2 separate regions of the Homo sapiens genome follow, and region 2 is linked to region 1. A link is a loop called in an ENCODE intact Hi-C map of the cell type or tissue named here. Cell type or tissue: prostate gland. All regions are shown on one strand. Each heading gives the region's core, and the rest is flanking DNA. Links, peaks and the distances in the headings are about the cores only.

The links. A loop is a pair of places that touch in the nucleus more often than their neighbours do. Peaks named below come from ENCODE experiments on the same cell type or tissue, not always from the same donor. Only the 100,000 strongest peaks of a DNase experiment are listed, where the experiment ranks them.
Region 2: a loop joins it to region 1, with 3 times the contacts of the local background. A loop is called at or near these places in 1 of 110 quality-filtered maps.

The regions. Positions count from the first base shown.
Region 1 is chr3:146,199,179-146,210,214 of GRCh38, forward strand. It overlaps PLSCR4 (phospholipid scramblase 4), which reads right to left. Exons shown (of 9, transcript NM_020353.3): 4 at 7,348-7,583; 5 at 1,857-1,899; 6 at 635-861. Among named protein-coding and RNA genes, the nearest start is that of PLOD2, 44 kb to the left of the region's middle. In prostate gland, for the core only: no CTCF peak of the experiment used is centred there; no DNase peak of the experiment used is centred there.
Region 2 is chr3:145,772,122-145,783,157 of GRCh38, forward strand. No RefSeq gene overlaps it. Among named protein-coding and RNA genes, the nearest start is that of LNCSRLR, 290 kb to the right of the region's middle. In prostate gland, for the core only: no CTCF peak of the experiment used is centred there; a DNase peak (open chromatin) is centred at 4,860.

The DNA.
Region 1 (11,036 bases), core at 3,415-8,414:
TTTACAGATTTAAGTAGGTGACATATCTAGAATTCAGACTCTGTTTGGTTTCTCTCCAAAACCGCTTCTCTTTTCCCTACAGAAAATAACTTGCTTAGAAATGCAAGATAATGAGTAACCACACTGTAACTCAGCACATCTGTATTCTAGTTCCAGCCCTGTCCTTAGCCAAATGTAACACCTCAGCCATTTAGTAATTTTGAGCCACTCTTTATCTGTGGCAAGGTATGCGTTGTGATGGGTACTCTAAACATATTTAAGTCCCTTCCAATTCTAAAAGCATATGTTTATCTTTAGCATTGCTTTATCTAGTGATAGGTACGTACATTTAGATAAATGTGGTAGGTAAATTTCTAATTAAGTAGATGCAACTGATGGAATCATAATTATTGACTACACATATGTCAATTGTGCTTGACCCACTTATTTAAGCACTAAAAAGTAGTAACCAAAAAGAAAAAATCCTCTATGATTTTCCTTAGGCGAGACAATTTGGTTTCCTCCCTCCCCACTATCTTCTTCCATTCTGGCTGGCAGGGCCAGGGAATATCCTCCCTATGTAGTGGAAGGAGCACACTATGCCATGAAGAGTTAGATCAGAAGCAAGCTGTGGATCAGACTTCCATTCTCTGACCTCTTGTCTGGCAGAGGGGCAACAGAAGCAACAGCAGGTGCATCTGAAGGGTCTCTGCATTGTCATGATTTCTCGGCCCATACAATCAGTGACCCGGAGGACGAAGGGCCTTAGTGTCCGATAGGCATTCCTGGTAAAGTCATCTGTGTCTTCGGTTACAATGTAAACCATCTGGTCTGAGTTGTTTTTAATATCATATCTATTATTAGTTTCAAAACATGTCATCACTAAAAAATAAAATGAGTAAGTCTATATTAGAAACATTTAAAATGGGCCTCAGAAAGTCCTTGTTTAGTATTTCTTAAGGGCTTAAAGCAACATAGCTTTTTTAAAGTTTCAGGTGAAATATGTAGAATTGATTAGAGTACCCCAAAAATCATATTATCTAAAAGTATTTAAGCAATTGTGAAAATTTAAAACATTTCTTTTAAGAAGTTCAGTGTAAACATTAAAAAAATTTTACATAAAAGAAAAGATTGAAACAACCCTTTTGTTTCAATTCCTGGAGTATCTGAATTCAGAAAACTTTAATTATAAAACCATTTAAAAAAATTATACATTTGACCATTAATTAATCAGTTCACGAAACATGCTTGGAGGAGTAGGGTCATTACTAATTACAAACAAGAGAACAAACCAAGAAAAGTCAAAGGCCCTATGTGGTGGCCAAATGAATGTGCACAGCTGGTTTAGTGAGGGTCAGTACTCTTGTAGGATGAACTGAGAACAGGCATCATTTTGACTGAGATCTTTTCTTCTTACTTCCAAAGCGAGGGCACTGCACTACGATTTGGCAGATTTGGATTCTATTTCCAGCTCTGCCACTGATTAGCTGACTGTGGTTTAAATGCTATTTCCTGATCTGGAGGTGATTAGCTGACTGTGGTGTCCCTGGCTAACTCATTTAGTCTCTTGGCTCCTTTTTTTACTCATCTTTGAAAGGTAAATGTGGAGTAGGAACAATGGGTAAAGTGTAGGGCTATTGACCAGATAAAATGTAAGCCCTTTTCAAATCTAAGAGCTTATGATTATATGATGTATAGAAGGATAAAATTATACAAAATAATTCACTTTATTACTTTCTTGAAGATAGGGTAATAGAGCAGTTTTTTTTTCTTTGAGCCACTAAAACATGATCAATATAAAGAAGGAACTAGATATTGGATAATGCAAATTTCCATCTGATTAAAATACTGCTGAGCACTACAAAAATTATACATACTTTCCAGAGGCTCAAAATGCTGAAGAACATGTATGTTGTCCAACTGTTGGGATAAAACAAAGCAATCAGAAGACAGAAATAACAGAACTAAAATACCACTGTAAAATAAACTGATGAAATAGATATTAAAATGCATCAATTGATACCAAAATATATTTTTGAAAGTCAATAGAATCAAAAAAATTTTACCAACTGAAATTAGCTTATCTGCATCTGATCGGATGGATATTAGCAGAGTTGTCCATATTAGAAAAACACTTTCTTTCAGTACCACTTTAAAAAAGTTGTCTGCTATATCAGAAAAACAAAACATCTACTTGCTGTAGTAATCACATCAGAAGAAGCTGTGCTTATAGATTGTTCCTAGATAAGTCCCTACTCACTGGTCTCTCTACATGTCATCCATAGCCTGTAGTTGTTTAGTTAAGTTCAGAACGATTAACACGGACCAGCCATAGAAAAGGGAAGTCTCTCAGTGGCTTAAGGAGAACAAACAAGCCAGGGTGAACCTCACATGGAGTGTCCCCATTTTATATTATTTTACAGGTACCTCCAGCAGAGGTTTATAAACTGACTTGCATTCACTTGATCTACAAAGGCCAGGGTCTTCCCCAAGTGCACACTTTAATAAGGGAAGGGTCTATTACACTAGGAAGCATGTGAACAGGATTAGGGGAAGAGAAAGGAAACATTGTTAGATGGCAACCCATGAAAAGGACGGCTGGGTATATACCATTAGAGAAATTTCTATCTTAGGAATCATTCTAAAGATGAGCAGTTTGATGGGCACATTATCTGTTACATGTGAGAACATTCTAGCAGAAGAAAAGAAACCTTCTTGAGGACACACTGATTATATTTGTATAATTTTACATCATTTAGACCATTAGACCATTCCTAATCCCTGAGCCCAGAACACTGCCTGAAGTGCCATATTTCACCAAACATTGGTTAAGTACATTAATTAATGAAGAATATATGAATGCAGTAATACATGAAATTAAAATAATGTACCTAAACACGAATGTTTTATGGTGTGATTAATTACAGGAGGGTACAAAGGGCACAATCTATGCTTAATTAAAACCTTTTTCTTACATAAAAACACAATGACATAAGGAGACATAAATATGCCTCATAAAATACCAAAAGTGACTACTAAAATGGTTTATAGTCCATTTTAGAAAAGTAGGGTATTAAAATCTAGAAGTGAAAAGTAAAAATATAAACTACAGGCATACTCTGAAGATACTACAAGTTTGGTTCCAGACCAAGGCAATAAAGCAATTATTGTAAGAAAGTGAGTGACATGAATGTTTTATTTTCTTATTGAATCTAAAATTATGTTTACACTATAATGTAGTCTACAGTGTGTGTAAGAGTATTAATCTAAAAGAAGTATATATCTTAATTTTAAAAAACTTTATTGCTAAAAACTGCTAACAATCATCTGAGACTTCAGCTAGTCACAATCCTCTTGCTGGTAGAGGGTCTTGTCTCTATGTTAATGATTGCTAAATGGTCAGGGTGGTGATTGCTGAAGCCCAGGTTGGCGGCAGCAATTTCTTAACAAAAGATAATGAAGTTTGCCATATCAATTGACTGACTCTTCTCTGCATGAAAGATTTCCTTGTAGCACATGATGTTCTTTTTAGTACTTTACCACAGTAGAACTTCCTTCAAAATTGGAGTCAATCCACCTAAAAACTGCCACTGCTTTATCAATTATATTTGTGTAGTATTCTAAAACCTTTGTCATTTCAACAATGTTCACAGAATTCTCACCAGGAGTAAATTTCATCTCAAGGAAGCACTTTCTTTGCTTATACATAAGAAGCAAGTGCTCATCTGTTAAAGTTGTATCATGAGTTACAGTAATTCAGTCACATCTGCAGGTTCCACTTCAAATTCTAGTTCTCTTGCTGTTTCCATCATATCTGAAATTACTTCCTCCACTGAAATCTTGAACCCTTCAAAATCATCATAAAAGTGGCAATCAGCTTCTCCCAAACACCTGTTAATGCTGATATTTTGACCTCTTCCCATGAATCATGAATGTCCTTATTGGCATCTAGAATGGTGAATCCTTTCCACATGGTTTTCAATTTATTTTGCCCAGATCTGTCTGAGAAATGACACCATCTATGGCAACTATAGCCTAACGAAATTCATTTTTTTAACAATAAGACTTGTAAATTGAAATTATACTTTGACCCATGGGCTGCAGAATGGATGTTGTGTTAGCAGGCATTAAAACAACATTAATCTCCTTATACGTCTCCATCAGAGCTCTTGGGTGACCAGATGTGTTGTCAGTGAGTAGTAATGTTTTGCAAGAGACCCTAACAGGGAAGTCAGTCTGTCCTTTGAAGTTTTCACGTCAGGCGTTGACTTCTACTTTTTAGCTATGAAAGTCCTAGAAGGCATCTTCTTCCAACAGAAGGCTGTTGCATCTATATTCAAAATCTGTTGTTTAGCAGAGTCACCTTCATCAATGATCTTGTTATAGTTAGGATCTTCTGAAAAACTTACTGCAGCTTCTACATCAGGACTTGCTGCTTCACCTTGCACTTCTATGTTACAAAAGTGCCTTTTTTCCCCCCTTAAGCCTTGTGAGCCAACCTCTGCCAGCTTCAAACTTTTTTTTTCTGTAGCTTCCTCACCTTTCTCAGCCTACATAGAATTTAGGAGAGATAGGGCTTTGCTCTGAATTATGCTTTGGCTTAAGGAAATGTTGTGACTGGTTTGATCTTCTTTCTAGACCACTAAAACTTTCTCCATATCAGCAATTAGGCTCTTTTACTTTTCACCATTCATATGTTCATTGGAGTAATATCACTTTCAATTTCCTTCAAGAACTTTTCCTTTGCATTCACAGCTTGGCTAACTGGTGCTAGAAGACTAGCTTTTGGCCTATCTCAACTTTCAACATGCCTTCCTCATTAAGCTAAATCATTTCCAGCTTTCTTATTTACAGTGAGAGATGTGCAATTGTTTCTTTCACTTGAACACTCAGAGGCCATCACAGGATTATTAACTGGCCTAATTTCAATATTATTGTGTCCCTTCCTGGAACTCAATAATATGTGTCTGTTAAGGGGTAGTTCTTTGACAAATTGGTAAAGTCACTGGTAAAGCCAAGACTCTGAAAATAATATAATCGTGCTAATTTGGATGTTTTAGGATTCTTGGGAACCTTGATAAAGATTCATGTAATCTTCATGTGAGATCTCAAAAAGACTAGGGTAGATAGAGGAAAAAGATTGGCTCTATGTCTTGCATTCACACATAAGAAGGTATTTAAGCTAATAACAGCCACATAGCTTTCATCCATTGGGACGGCCCTTTATGTCAAAAATATTAGGCACATTGTGACCCTTATCTCATTAAAAATTCTCCTAACAATCTGGTAAGGTAGGTATTGATAATACTATTTTATAGATGATAAAATTCAAGCAGCAAGAGGTTAGAAATTTTATCAAAGTTTTTGAGTTACTAGAGAGTAGGACAGAATTAAAAAACCAGGTTTGCCTGGGTCCAAACCTGTGTTTTGTTTATTTTTTCACTTATTTCTTTAACTCTAAATATTCCTAAAAGGGAAAACTCATAAAATACGTTAAATTAACCTCTGTCAGAATCATAAAAGAAATTAAGAAACAAGTTTTTAATATTTAAATAAACAAAGCTATACAATTTGAAAAGAGAATTGACTGTAGAAGATGTTAGATTCCCAAGAACAACTTCTGTATTTATCACCAAGTATAGAAATGAGACTTTCTAAACTTGATAAGCTACAAACATTTTATTATCTTCTGAAATAATGTAGATGTTTACTCTAGCACTTCACCTGAATGAGTTTTGCATTTTGTCAAAATTTTGTCCAAATAATAATTTAGGATAAATTTTGGCTTTTGTAAAATCCAAATTTTCCTGATCCAACTGTATTGACTTCTATACACCAATGTTATAATATTATACAAATAGTTTTCAGCACACAAGATTATCAGGGTCCCTGTCAATATACAGAATTGAAAAGAGAAATGACAGAACTCGAGGAAATACTTGGCTGTTGACCTGGGGAGGTAAGTATTAAATTGGGAAGTTTCTTCTTTATAATGTATTTCAGCACTTCCTTTTTCTATAAACAACAACAAAAAAGATTCAGAAGGTTCTATGGAATCTCCAATAAAGTAGTCTCCCTCTTATCCTCAGGGGATACTTTCCAAGCCCTCAGTGGATACCTGAAACCACAGATTGTACCAAATCCTGTATATACTATGCACAAATTTTTCTTTTCTTCTTTACAATTTCATGGACATATTAATTTTACTATAGATCTTAGTAACCTTAGCATAGGAATTTTTTTATTATTAAGTAAAAAACCTTCACCTTTACATGGAAAGGAAGACCTTATGGCCTCTCTTTGGTCTTTCCTTGACATATCCAAATTCCCAGCATTACTACTCTTGTGCTTTGGAGACATAATTAAGTAAAATAAGTTACTTCAATGCAAGCACTGTGATACTGTAAGTCAATCTGATAACCAAGATGTGACTCTGGGTCTGTATACTATGGATAACATCTACAGCGTGGATACACTGGACAAAGGAATGATATATGTGCCAGGCAGAACACAGCAGGACTGTGCAAGATTTCATCATGCTACTCAGAATAAATTTAAAATTTATGAATGGTTTATTTCTAGAATTTTCCATTTAATATTTTTGGAACCTGGTTGACCATTGGTAACTGAAACCGCAGGAATCAACGCCACAAATAAAAGGCGTCTACTCTGCCAGCTTTATCTTATTTTCATTAAGCAGGTTTTTTAGTTTCAGACATGGGTTTTTAAACAAAACTATTTGTGCACAAACTTCCCATATTACCCCAGTTTTTGATCTGCATGTCCTGGTGGCAGCAGAATATCTACATAGATGTTAATTAGGGAGTTATTGTGTTGTATGAAGGGGGTCTCTGGAACTTGGCCTGAAGCAATATTCTTTGTAGGGTCCATTATTTTTATTTATATTGTTTGTTTTTGGGGGTGACAAGAGTAGCTAATGAAAATGATGGGTGGTGGTAAAAAGCAATGGGCTAAGGCACTCAGTAATTTACCCACTGTATTGTGTTTTGTTCTCTTTTGTGCTTTTTTTGATGTTAACTGTTTACTTCTAAGCAAATAACACAACTATCCTCTATGATAGTTTTTCTATTTCCATTTGTACAATTCTTTCAAGAAAACATCTTGAATGCCTTGAAGTTCAACATAAATCCTTATGAAAAACATACTCATCCCACTATAAACATCCTTGTACTTGCTGTTTCCCCTTCATATTTCTGAAACTGGTATCACTGTTCTTATAGTTTCACAAATGGCATCTGTCATCACTGACCCATCTCCTTTATTCACTCTGGTCTGCTTTTTTTCTCTCTTTGTTGGATCCCTATGGTCACATTTCATAAGAAAATAATTTGTATTTTCATGGAGTACCTGAACTAAGTATTCCAGACCAGGAGGGCAGTTTGCCATAGGAGTTGGCCCTGGCATCCATGTTATTGGAACAGACTGATTTGGCATAGGATATTTGCCAGGCTGATACCGGACAGGATGGATACCACCAACTGGCTGGTACAAAGGGAAGGTACTGGGTTGCTGTGGACTGTAGTATCCCATAGGCAAGCCTCCTGGGTAGCCAGTAGGTGGAGGGACAGCTGTTCCAGGGGGTCCTGTGTTCAAAAGAAATCAAAGTGTTATATATTATTAACACTAAAGTTAGCATAACTTTTTACATGCGATGAAATAGATCACACGACATCCACTTAAATATAACAACTTGTTCCATTTTTGATTCACACTTTATGCAGATCATGGTTGCATATGACCCAACGATGTATTAGGGAGACTTATTTACATATTAATTCATTTAATCCTCTTAAAGCTTATAAGATAATTATTCCCATTTCAATGGTACAAAAATAAGTTTTGAAACATTAGAAGAAACATGTTAGCTTCTTAATAAATTAGGTTCCTCCTTGGAGATAATAAACTTACCTAATGAGGTTGTAGTGGGATTAATTACTAACGTATTAATTACTAACGTATAATTACTAACATATAATTACTCCTGCAAATTTTTGTTATTATGTCTATTGTTATTGTTTGTGGTTACATAAATAATGTCTACTTCATTTCAAAGGAGTGCTTTTAATGAATATTTTAGGTTGCCTTGACCCAATCGCTTGTACATATCTTCATCATCGAGTTCTCAGACTGGTCCCCAATCCTGACCTCTTTTAGATTCAATTTCTTAAAGTTATTTTCTTAGTAGTTATGCTGCTATAACAAAATAAGCACAAACTGAGTGGCTTAAACAACAAGCATTTCTTTCTTATAGTTCTGGAGGCTGGGAAGTTCAAAGATAAATGTTAGCATGGTCAAACCTGGTGAGAGCCTTTCCTGGTTTGCAGATGTTCACCTTCTTGCTATATGCTCACAGAGTGAAGGGGGAGAGAGAGAGACAGAAAGACAGAATCCCTCTCATGTCTCCTCTTATAGGGTATGAGTGCCATCATGAGGGCTCCACTCTTTTGATTTAATTTTCTCTGAAAGGCCCCACTTCCAAGTAACATCACATTGGGAAATGGGACTTCAATATGTGAATTTGGGAGGGATATAAACATTCAGCCCACAGCACTTATCCCTCTATCATTTCTCCCCATTCCACCTTCAATCAGAGATCTGATGAATTATCTTTGTCATTATAAGTCCATCAAGGAACCTAGATTTCCTTAAATGGATACAAGATTTTATCATGCTTTAAGAGCACAGTCTACATATTCAATGCAATTCCCATCAAAATACTATCACCGTTCTTCACAGAACTAGAAAAAACAATCCTAAAATTCATATGCAACCAAAAAAGAGCCTGCATAGCCAAAGCAAAACTAAGTAAGTGAAAAGAACAAATCTGGAGGCATCACATTACTTGATTTCAAATGATACTATAAGGACATAGTCACCAAAACAAGATGGTACTGGTATAAAAATAGGCACATAGACCAATGGAACAGAATAGGGAACCCAAAAATAAACCCAAATACAGCCAACTGATCTTTGACAAAGCAAACAAAACACAAAGTGGGGAAAGGACACCCTATTCAACAAATGGTACTGGGATAATTGGCTAGCCACATGTATGAGAATGAAACTGGATGCTCATCTCTCACCTTATATAAAAATCAACGCAAGATGGATCAAGCACTTAAATCTAAGACCTGAAACTATAAAAATTCTAGAAGATAATATCAGAAAAACCCTTCTAGATATTGGCTTAGGCAAAGACTTCATGACCAAAAACCCAAAAGCAAATGCAACAAAAGCAATGATAAGTAGGTGGGACTTAATTAAACTAAAGAGCTTTTGCACAGCAAAAACAACAGTCAGCAGAGTAAACAGACAACCCAAACACAATCTATACATCTGACAAAGGACTAATATCCAGAATCTGTAACGAACTCAAACAAATTAGCAAGAAAATACAAACAATCCCATCAAAAAGTGGGATAAGGACATGAATAGACAATTCTCAAAAGAAGATACACAAATGGCCAACAATTGTATGAAAAAATACTCAGCATCACTAATGATCAGGGAAATGTAAATCAAAACCACAATGTAATAACCCCTTATTCCTGCAAGAATGGCCATAATCAAAAACTCAAAAAATAACAGATGTTGACATGTACGGAGAACAGGGAACACTTCTACACTGCTGGTGGGAATGTAAACTAGTATAGCCACTATGGAAAACAGTGTGGAGATTCCTTAAAGAACTAAAAGTAGAACTACCATTTGATCCAGCAATCCCACTACTGGGGTATTTATCCAGGGGAAAAGAAGTCAAAAAAAGATACTTGCATATGCATGTTTATAGCAGCGCAATTCACTGCTATAATACGGAACTAGCCCAAATGCCCATCAATCTACGAGTGGATAAAGAAAAATGTGGGATTACATATATATATGATGGAATACTACTCAGCCATAAAAAGGAATGAATTAATGGCATTCACAGCAACCTGGATGCGATTGGAGACTATTATTCTAAGGAAAGTAATTCAGGAATGGAAAACCAAATATTGTATGTTCTCACACGTAAGTGGGAGCTAAGCTATGAGGATGCAAAGGCATAGAAATGATACAATGGAATGGACTTTGGGGGCTCAGGGGTAATGATGGGAAGGGGGTGAGGGATAAAAGGCTACAAATTGGGTTCAGTGTATACTGCTTGGGTGGTGGGTGCACTAGAATCTCACAAAATATCACCACTAAAGAACTTACTCATATAACCAAATACCACCTGTTCCCCAAAATCCTATGGAAATAAAATATTTTTTAAAAAGAGTACTCATAAAAATGAATAAGCACACAACAGCTAATGTTTGACTTTAGGAATTTTTTTATCAAGGTCTCTTAAGATAAGCAGTGGTAACTTTGCATTTCACTATGTTTTTTTAAAGTCAAAGAATTGCCAACAATAAGTATGAGAATGCCATTACTGCATATCTATCTAGGTCTGGTTACCAGGAATTTTTTGAATAACTTTGATCATTACTAATTTATTTTTGTTTCACTTTCCAAGTTTTTAAGATTAATTAATTAAAATTTATAAATAACTGGGTCTTGGTTGTCTACCCAGAAATATGCAACAGACCCTAACTTATTGCTAAGGTCTTGTAGCTCTAACTGAAATCCTGTGAGTAGTAGAGCCACAAGCAGCCCACAAGTGATGTTGTCTGAACTGTCAGGAAGGCCAGGCTCAGATAAAGAAAGGTTTTTCTCCTTTAAGAGAGAATTTAAGGAATAATGTCCTGTGGTTGAAAACAAAATAAGTTATGTAAGTCAAGATATTTTATGTTAAGATTTCAGTATAGTCGTCCCTTGATATTCATAAAGGATTGGTTCCAGGACTCCCTCAAATACCAAAACCTACAAATGCTTAAGTCCCTTATATAAAATGGTGTAGTATTTACATGTAACCTACTCACAGCCTCCCATATACTTTAAATGATGTCTAGATTACTTACAATAGCTAACACAATGTAAATGCTAATATAAATTGTTTTTGTGTTATTTTTATTGTATAATTTTTATTGTCATTTTTAATTGTGCTTTTAAAA
Region 2 (11,036 bases), core at 2,165-7,164, 430 kb before region 1:
AGCACACTGTATCCAGGTTTCATTACGGCTCACCAAGTAATCATCACCTAAATTAAAACACCACTTCTTCTGTACCATGGGGTTCTCATAATAAAACAAAATCTCATAGACCACCTCTCTCTCACGTGTTTCACATAAGTGCCACGAGCTCATTCAGTCTCTGCATTTCAAGGATTTGTCCCACCATAAGATTATCTGTCTGAGAGAGTTATTACTTTTGGACATTGTATGAGTTGGTATTATTTGATGCTCGTCAATACTATTTAATAAAACAAATTCTGAAAATTGCTTCTACTGCTTTCTTTCTGAGGCTATATAACCTTGCATTTGTTTTTAAATATTTCTTTTTCAAGAACTAGAACTTTGAGTCTTTATTTTTAGCAACTAAATTGATCAATTGCATGAAAGAAAGCAATATTTTTCACTTATTCTAAAAAAAATACATCTAATTTGGTTGACTAGCGAGATCACTGTGCTTTGTTTTAAAAATATGTGATAGCTTCATTGGTTTCTTGATGCTATTCAACAAATTTTCAATACAAACAATGTTCCAAAGAATAGAGGTAGATGAATCACTTTATTGGTCCAGTAAAATCCAATTCTATTATATACAGTTCTCCTTCCTGTTGGCAACTTTTATGACTGCTTGTGTAAAAACACCATGTCAGATTTACATGCTATACCCATGTAATTTATTCTGTACTTAAAAGGTAGTAGATTATATTTATAATGTTGTTTGAGTTGTAGCATTTATGTTACTATGTCTCTATATTTATGATTTAGTGGATGGCCTTTGAACAATTGATCCATTTCTGTTATTTAGGAATATAATATATCATTTCAGTAATAAAAAAACACACATACAAAAAGTCAAGCATAGAATGTGTAGAAATTTACCCACAAATGACTTAAAATGTGTCAGCCAAAAGGAACCACATCTTTTTAGCAGAAAGGAAGTGCTACAATCCTATAGCTGACACGTGTTCCAAGGCTATAGTAATCTTTTACTTAATTAGCAAGATGTCTGCAGAGAGAAAAAAGAATCTTCCATTTCAAATGTATGAAATGCCCATGGGTTATAATTATGAGAAACATAAGAAGCTGGAGGACCTGAGAAACCGCCTCAGCTGGAGTCTAGCATACAGGATGTTCATTAGAGCTCTTGGGATCTGTACCTGTGAAGATTGGAGAATGGATGGAGGATTGATTGAGCAGAGGGAGAAGTTGGATGTCATTGTAGTCTCAAAGGTGTGCACCTTGTGGACTGTGAACTTCCAGGTGGCACAAAGGACCTGCCTGAACACAGTGCTGAGAGACTTGGCCAAACTTTAGCCTGACTCCTACCTCCCCTAGGTGGTATTTCTAGAGGTGGCACCAGCCCCTAGGCTGAGTCTTTGCTCAAGAAAATGTAACAAAGTGCACATTGTCCCAATGTACATTGCCAAATGATTTTCAATAATTTTCCACTTATCCCCCATCACATATTTTTTCACTTCCCCATAGCCCCCAGTCCCCTTTAGTTACTTTATTTTACTTCCTTATAGCCCTTTTTTGTTCTCTCTATTTTCTCCTAGTTAATTTTGTCTTAGTTGGAAGTGAGCATAGTTTTTAATGGAGTGTCTCTTTCCTACTGCAGAAGGCTGAATAAATCAGCCTTGCCACTTTTAATAAGCGTCTAGTGCTATTAAGTATTTCTCTTTGACATCCTTCAGAGCAGTTGTGAATTGAGGCAAGAAGGCCAAGCCTTTATACAATTCCATTTATTGGCCACTGGATGTGGGCTGCCCTTACGATCAGGCATGATCTTATGTAAGGCAGTTTTCTTCAACCGTAGCAATCCTAACCCTCCCAGAATTCTTTGAATTCTGCTCTCTAACATTAATTTATGCCAGTACCATGACACATATTCCTGAGTATTCATTTGTTATCTCAGTTTTTTAGAAGGTCAAGAAATATACAGTTCTGTCTCCCCCAAACGAAATAAAGAAACCATGTCCATAAAGTTATTTCATACTGACGTAAGTTGTTAACACAAGCTATGAAGTATCTTGAAATTCAGGTGACCCATATATAATCTTGAAAATAGCAAACTGAACTAACTTAATTCCCCAAATTCCTTTAAACCTGGAGTCTATTAAAAAAGACTGAGAAAGAAAATAAAACTCACATATTTCCTCTTTGTGCATGTTTTACATTTGCAAATTTAAATGGATGCTAGACCATATGTTATATAGACTTTGTCATAAGTGTTTAGAATTTTGTTCACAAAAAGCACTTTGTGAAATCTATTGTAGTTTCATCAACCTCACACAGCTGTAGTCTTTGCTTCAGGTAATGCACTTAATGCCTATCCCACTTTGCATACATAAAGAACATCAAACTTGTAAGTAATCCACGATACAAAGAAAAACACAAATGATATCTGCACAGAGAAATACAATTTTATTTTATAACAAAAGCAGTTCATTAGCTCCTGAGTTCAAATGAGTCCAAATCCACAACTGATAGCATACTTCCCATAAGGATTCAAAAACTAAAAAGGCAGTAAATGTAGGTGCACAAGCAATGAAGCAGGCAGGATTCAGAAAATCTTATTTTGAGTCCTAAATCCACCACCACCTAGCTCCGTGACCTTGAGAAAGAAAATTTATTACTTTGAATCAATTTCTAGATCTGTCCTGCTTATATTATAAGCTTTTGTAAGGATAGAATTGGAAAGGCATGTAAACGTGCTTTGTAAAGGACTATTACAAATAAATTGGTAGTACACTGCAACAGGAGTAACACAAACTGTCGGGTTTCTGGAATATTTGCTGTGCTCCAAGTGATTTTTATATTGCATCACTTAATCCTTACAAAGACACTGTAAGAGAGGAGCTCTGATCCCCATTTGACAAATGAGGAAATTGAGTTTGAGAGGAACTCTCTACAGGTTTTCTCCAAAGCCCACTGACTTATTATTTTCATAGAGCCTTAGAAGCCAGTAGGCAAAGGGAATGAAGAGATGAATAGATGAAGGATGGTGCCATGTCACTGAGAATACGGGAATACTTGAGAAAGGATCATCCTTGAACAGCAAGGAGAAGACCTTTCCCACTAAAGTAGGAAGGAATTAGGAAGGATTAAGTAGATGCAGATACCTTTATAGGTGATAGGATGCTTAGGGAATAACAATCAGGTATTTTCTCTTTTCTGCCTGCAATAAAAAGTTAGCTCTTCTCCTGAGGGAAGGGTTGTGATAAGGTCAGCAGTTGAGAAGAGAAGCCAAAGTTAAAAATAGGAGATGGAATTGACTAGAAACACAATGAGAATTTTCCAGGCTATTTTGAGGATCATACGTTTGTCACTTTCTAATCCCATAAAAGTGTGTGATTTTTCTTGAGCATACATAGCAGCATGGGTGTAGATGTTGAAAAGGCAGACCCTTGATTGATCTAGAGTTGGGTTTGACCCTGGGTGTAGCACTGATAGGGAGAGCAGACAGGGGAACTGAAGGCAGTCAACGTCCTAAGCTATGGCTGTCATCTTGTGTTCGCAACAGACTATCCTTTTTGAAATACATTTCTTTCTATTGACCTATGTTATTTAATGTATTCAATGATTTTTTTTCTTCCCTGGTTTAACATAAGTGGAAACAAATTGTTCATTCCATTGCTTTGAGACTTGGCTCATTTGAGCTCCATAAATGTGGTCACCCTGTGCTCTGACCACAAGAGATGGTCAGGATGTGGCCCTTGCCAGCTGGGTGGTCCTAGGGCAGGGGACTGGAACAGAGAAACAGCTAAAGTCCTTCCCCACCCATTGGGTAGATGTGTTCATGTTAAGAATGGGATTGTGATAACATACTTTCAGATTTTGAAATACAATGTGCAAACAGCTGTGACCTTGTAACAATGATCACAAAGACCTTGAGATCATTCTTACAGTGCTCTGTTCTCCTTGCTCTGTAAGTGACAAACAATTCAGATTTTGAAACAATAAATAGAACAAAGGAACTTGGTCTCATGTACTTCTTCAAATTTAGTACTGATGCTAGGTAAAGATTGTTAGATTTTGAATATAAAAGTTTCTCCAAAAATATGCCTTGTCCCTCCGTTAACAGATCTGCCTCCCATGACTAACACTGCCTCCCCTCTGTGCTTGACTTCTGATTGGGACTTATTATTACTCTAATTGCTGAGGGAGGACTGCTTGTTTTTAGTGAATTATTTCAATGTGTGGGAAGAAAAATCTCATAAAATGAAGACCATCTTGTAAAAAAAAAAAAAAAAAAAGAATTTCTCAATCCTCACCTGCATTTGCTTTTCTTCTTACCTTGTTTCTTTTTAATATCTCCATAATGCTTATCATCATCTGACATGCTGTATATCAACTTCTCTCTCTTCCTCTCTCCTTCCCTCTCCCTCTTTCTCCCTCTTCCTCTGTTTCTCCCTCTCCCTCTCCCTTCCTCCCTGTTTCTCTCCCTTCCTCCCTCTTTCTCTATCTTTAACCCTCTCTTCCCCCACTCCACCCCAGTATGTAAACCCCATGAAGGAAGTAAGTTCGTTTTGTTAACAGCTATATCTCATACAACTAAAACATCAACAGCCAGAGAGTGGGCACTCAGTGTTTGCTGAATGGATGAATGAAATGAATAGATTACCAACAGGTGATAAAAATTATCAATAACCCAATAAATCTTAGGATTTAGAATTTCAATGTAAAACTAATAGAATTTAATTGTTGAATAAGACAAGTTGAGATAACATTACTTTTCTGTCTCACCAGCAAAGTGAAATGACTTGAGGAATCATGGAGCTGAAACCAGTATCACATGAACTTTAATCCCAGAAGTCATCAGCAGGGGGTGCTACAGTCATGTGTCCCTAAGCATTACTCAGAGCCTTTTCAGAATCGTCCACAAGCTGAACATCATTTTCTTCTCCAAATACAGGAAAAATTCCTTCTGGCCAGAAAGAGAAAATTTTAACTACATTTGTAGTTGTTGTTAGTGTCTCATCAGAAAATTAGTTGGCTCAAGTTTGAGGGCTGAAACTCCTGCTTCTATAGAAACCTAAAATCTCGTTTGAAAAACCCATTCAGAAAAGCAGTATAGTAGATTGTTTTTATGTTAAACTACTAATGCTAATGTTTATCTTTATTTTATACTCTTAATAGTGCAAATTATTTGAATGTCCAGTGTTTAAGGGCAGGACATTATTCAAGGTTCATTGTATTGTATTTCAAGCTTTGGAGAGGCCGTGCATAGTCTCACAGGTCTGTAGACACGACAGTTTGCAGGCATCTGGCAATTCACTGACTTAAACACCACTTCCAATATAGGAATGACTTCTACAATACTTTCATCCTTTTTCTATAAGAAAACTTACAGTGACAATTCATCAAAATACAACATATATTTGTTACATTTTTATCTAACATCGATAGCAAACTTCTTTATAATAGAGTTAACTAAAAACCTAAATGATGAGAGACCATTAGTACATTTTGTTCAAAGGAGGAAGGAGTGATTTAGATATTTGTTTTAGAAACTATATAAATATCCTAGTGATTTGAAAGAGCAGATATAGTTGGAAACTGTAGAGCATGTTAGTTAAAAGTGTAAGTTATTAGCATATTAGCCAGAAGCACTATTAGCCAGTGCTTCTAAAACTTGGGTGGCATTCAGAAGCACCTGTGGGACTTGGTAAAAATGCAAAGAAGGCCAGACCTTCTTCTAAGTGATTTTGTTATATACCAAAGTTCAAGAATTATCATTATTATTTTGTTTGCATTTATTTATTTATTTTGAGATGAAGTCTTGAACTGTCGGTTGGGCTGGGGTGCAATGGTGTGATCTAGGCTCACTCAAACCTCCCCGTCCCAGGTTCAACGGATTCTCCTGCCTCAGCCTCTGGAGGAGCTGGGATTACAGGCACCCGCCACCATGCCCTGCTAATTTTTTGTGTTTTTAGTAGGGATGGGGTTTCACTATGTTGGCCAGGCTGAACTGGCTGAACTGGAGTTCAACGAGGTCTTGAACTCCTGACCTCGTGATCTGCCCTCCTTGGCCTCCCAAAATGCTGGGATTAAGAATTATTGATTTAAAACAATAAAACTAGCTTTTCTCATCCATAAAGATGTTAATATCATCTGTTGTTGTCATGGTGGGTAAATTACTCAATTTTTTAAAAATCCAGCATCTTAGTTTGTAATCACTTAAAAAATGTTAGCTATAACTAGTTCTCAAAGTATTCAATATTTTCTTTTGGAAAATCTATCTTTGCTGGTGTGACAGATAGTTACTCTACTGCACTTTGATGAAGTTGAAGTAATAGTCCCTTCCACTTACTACCCAAGTGACAAAATTTCTGTTGAATCCAGCCATCGAAAAATTAAATTGAGAAACATGAAGAACAATGAAGTCTACTAATATAAATTTTAGAAAAGATTAAATTTTCTGTGTTTTATGTAAGACTATTTAACACACAGATTTGTTTTAATCCACCTGTGTTTGAAGCTGTCATAACAATAAAGTCTTTATAATTGGAAGTGTCTTAGGTGACTACCTTTTAAAAAGGTAGACACCTTTGGAAGACAGGGTCTCACTCTGTTGCCCAGGCTGGACTGCAGTGATGCAATTACAGCTCACTGCAGCCTCTACATCCTGTGCTCAAGGCTCGCTCCTCCCACCTCAGCCTCTAGAGTAGCTGGGGCTGTACAGATGAGCACCACCATACCTGATTAATTTTAAGCTTTACTGACCACATCTGACTAGACTCAAATTTTCATTGCTTAAGTGATTAAGCAACCAAAAAATTATATTCTTGTCATCTTAACCAGTAATGTTCTAAAAGTCTTTTTTTCTGTTGTCAAGCAGCTGTACAATTCACTCTTAGGTGTTTTCATTGAGCTTCATGGTCAGCTATAGCTGAAGTATCTCCATTTGCATATTACACACACACACACACACACACACACACACACACACACAATTACTTCAAATGAAAATAACATATTTGTCTCTGCAATACAAATTATTCATTATTTTCTTTGATACTAGGGTAGGCTCAAAAATCTCATAATCATACTTGATTCTGACCACTTTCTCACATCTATTTAGCGGTCAAACCTGAAGCTACTATGTTTATAGTATTTCTTTCTTATATTCCTAGTATAATTACCATAAAACTAATCTATCTCCTCTTTCTCTTAGAATATTGTAAAACATTGCTAATTTGTATGTATCTACTTTCTCACTGCCTAAAAATATTCTGCTGTAAGATTGCAGATGAATTTTCCTAAAACCATACCATGTCCATGCTTACAAACTCAAGATTTCCTCAGTGCCAATAGAATGAACCCTGAAACTTCTGACCCATAGGGTTCTCCGAAATTTAACCCGACTCTTCCTCCCCAACATTTTTCTGATCTCCCTCTATTTTTGCTTTATTGGTTTTACCTCAAATACATGATAAACATCTTCAAATAATATTCATAAATATTATTTGACAATTATTTTGAAATTTTTAAATGGACAACTCATCAAGCACTATTAATATCCTTGCCTTTCACAGATAAAAAAACTGAAACTGAGCAAGGTTAAGTGGCTTGTCCAAGGACACAGGTAGAAAGTGACACTACTTTCCCAACTTTTAAGATTTTCTCACTCAATTTCTGCTTTATTATTTATTATTTTTCCAAGACAGAGTGTTACTCCGTTTTCCAGGCTGGAGTGTAGTGACAGAATCACAGCTCACTACAGTCTCGACTTCCTGGGCTCAGGTGATCCTCCCACCTCAACCTCCCAAGTATCTGAGACTACAGTTGTGTGACACCACATCCGGCTAAGTTTTGTATTTTTTTGTACAGATGAGGTCTAGCTATGTGGCCCACGCTAGTCTCAAACTCTTAGGCTCTAGCAATCCGCCTGCTTTGGCCTCCCAAAGTGCTAGGAATACAGGCGTGAACTACCGCACCTGACCATATTGAGTATTTTTACTCCTTTATTTCAATAACTCCTTAGAGTTATACTTCAAGACCCATTTCCTCCCTGAATATTTTTTGGACCTAGGAAAACAATCCCTAAAATTGTCAGTTGACCAATTTAATAAATATTAAATTTAAGAACTCAGACAATGTCTAATAACTCTTTGGATTCTAAAAATCTAGCTAAATGCTTTAAGTAAATCTGTATCATTGATGAGGATAGGATGACACCGGAGTCACAAAAGGACCACTATCACAGATGGAAGAGATGATGAGCAGCAAGTAAGAACATCCAGTGCAAGTCAGTAGGCAAATAATGACAGCTGTATTAGTCTGCTTGGGCTGCCATAACAAAATACCACTGACTGCATTGCTTAAACAACAGGAATTTATTTTCTTATTGTTCCGGAGGCTAGAATCTCAAGGTCAAGGAGTGGTCAGGGTTGGTTTCTAAAGAGGCCTCCCTTCCTGGCTTGTACATAGCCACCTGCTCACTGTGTCCTCATACGACTTCTTTCTGAGAACGGAGAGAGCAAACAAGCTCTCTGGTGTCTCTTCCTCCTCTTTATTTTTCTTATTTTTTGAGACAGAGTCTCACTGTGTCACCCAGGCTGGAGTACAGTGGCTTGATCTCGGCTCACTGCAACCTCTGCCTCCAGGGTTCATGTGTTTCTGCTGCCTCAGCCTCCCGAGTAGTTGGGATTACAGGCATCCATCACCATGCCCAGCTAATTTTTGTATTTTTAGTAGAGACGGGGTTTCACCATATTTGCCAGGCTGGTCTCAAACTCCTGATCTCAGGTGATCTGCCTGCCTCGGCCTCCCAAAGTGCTGGGATTACACGTGTGAGGCACTGCATCTGGCTTCTTCCTCCTCTTTTAATGACAAAAGCCCTATTGGATTAGGGCCCCATCCTCAGGACCCCATTTCACCTTAATTACCTCCCTAAAGGCCCCATTTCTAAATGTAGTCACATTGAGTGTTAGGGTTTCAACATATGAATTTGAGGGAGGCAAGCTGGCACAACTCAGGCCATAATAATAGCTAAAACTTGAGCAGTGTTTTCCATTGCCAAGTATTTTTCCCAAACCCCTTAAATATATTAATGCTTGTAATATTCACTATACCCCTATCAACTAACTGCTATCATCATCCCCATTTACACAGAAACAAATCGAGGCACCACAGGGCTTATAATTACACAGGAATCAAATCTAGGCAGACTGACTTCTTCATGTGCACCGTTAGTTCCTAGGCTATGTGGGATCATGAATCAAAGCACAGCCTTAGAACAGCCAAAACGAACACCGCTGTATTACCAAACATACTGGCACCACCACAAGACCACACACATATATACAATAGATGAAGCCACAACATATTTGTAATAGATAAATCAAATGGGCCCCAAATCACAACCCCAGCTCAGTAAATATGTGACCCTGGATATATTAATCAACTTCCTTTGGATTGTAACTTTTTCAACATAAAAATTATCTCCAGAATTCTCTGTTCAGTCCTGCAGTTTCTTAACAGGAGACTGTCCTGACTCATCTTTCTATTTCTCAGAACCTAGTACAGGACCCGGAACAGAGAACATGTCTAGTAAGTGTCTTTAAATGAAGAAGTCAAGGATTTATAGTCTTCATAAATTTGGGGACAAAATTTGGATATTGTTGATATTATTTAAAAATAAACATTCACTTCTAAGAGATTAAATGTGTTGGTTTTTTGGAAACATCTCTTGTTTTATTATGAGACTCAGAAAATATTTAGTATACTTGTAAATAAAACTAAAATGGGTAAAACAAAGAAATCTGCCGGGGATATTTTTTAAATAACATAGTATAGATTTTTGTAGTTATTATTCCAAAGTCGACATGTTTTCATCATAAAATATATAGCAGTATTTGTTCTAGACAAACATAACAAATAAGCAAATATTTGACTTTCTCCCCAATACTCAATACAAAAAAAGTAAAAGAATTTTTGAAGAAATAAATCCACAAAAAAAGAGGAGATAATAACACACAGATTTTTATAAGCTAGAGAGCAAATGAACAAATGGTAAATGACTAGTCAAAACCTGAGGAGGAGAAGAAGAAAGAGAAAAAGTAGGAGAAGGAGTGGAAAGGGAAGAAGGGGAGGAGGAGAAGGAGAATCAAAAGAGGAGAGAAGGAAGAAAAGGAGGATGAGACAGAGAAAGAGGAATAGGAGGAAAAGAAAATAAAAGGATGTCCTACAAACAAAGTCAGCAATGGGCAAAATCAAAAACCAAATCAATAGCCTTACTGTGCTATGAAAGAGAACATTTAGGAAAAAAGAAACACTCTTGAAAATTAAAAACTGATTCTAGAGATTTTTTAAATTAATAGAACTTTTGGAAATAATGTTAAGGAGGCTTCCCTGAAAATAATGTAAAAGTAAAATAGCCATATAATACAGAAGACAAGAAAATTAGACGACAAGCCATTCAGTCTAATATTTGAATAATAGGAGTTACAGAAAGAAAGAGATCATAAACATTGGAGGGAGGTAAATAAACTGAGACATGAGTTTTCATGGTAAACATATTCATTAAATACTCCATACTGGATGACGTGAGACAACTGAATGTTTGCAATTTCCAAACACTCTGAATAGCATTATCCTAGCAGCTTTTAAAGGGTTAGAGGAAAAAAAATAAAGGATATAAACAAAAGATCAGGAATCCGAATGCATCGTATTTCTTAAGGGCAACACAAAAGCTACAAACAATGGACGAATGTCTCAACATCATGAAGGATAGTAATGTCCAATGAAGAATTCTATGTCCACTCCAACTATCTATTGAGTGTGAGTGGAGAATAAGTGCGTTTTCAGCACCCATCTTATCTCAGGGTGCCTCTGAAGATTGTGTTCCACCTAAGAAGGAGAATAAACCAAGAAAACGTAGAGACATAATAAACAGGAGATCCAAAATCATAGAAAAGACAAAGCTACCCACAGGGTAATGTTGAAAGGGGCCAGTAGGGTAGTACAAAGGCAACCAGCCCAAAGTGGAGGACATCAGAAGGCACTGAAGGATA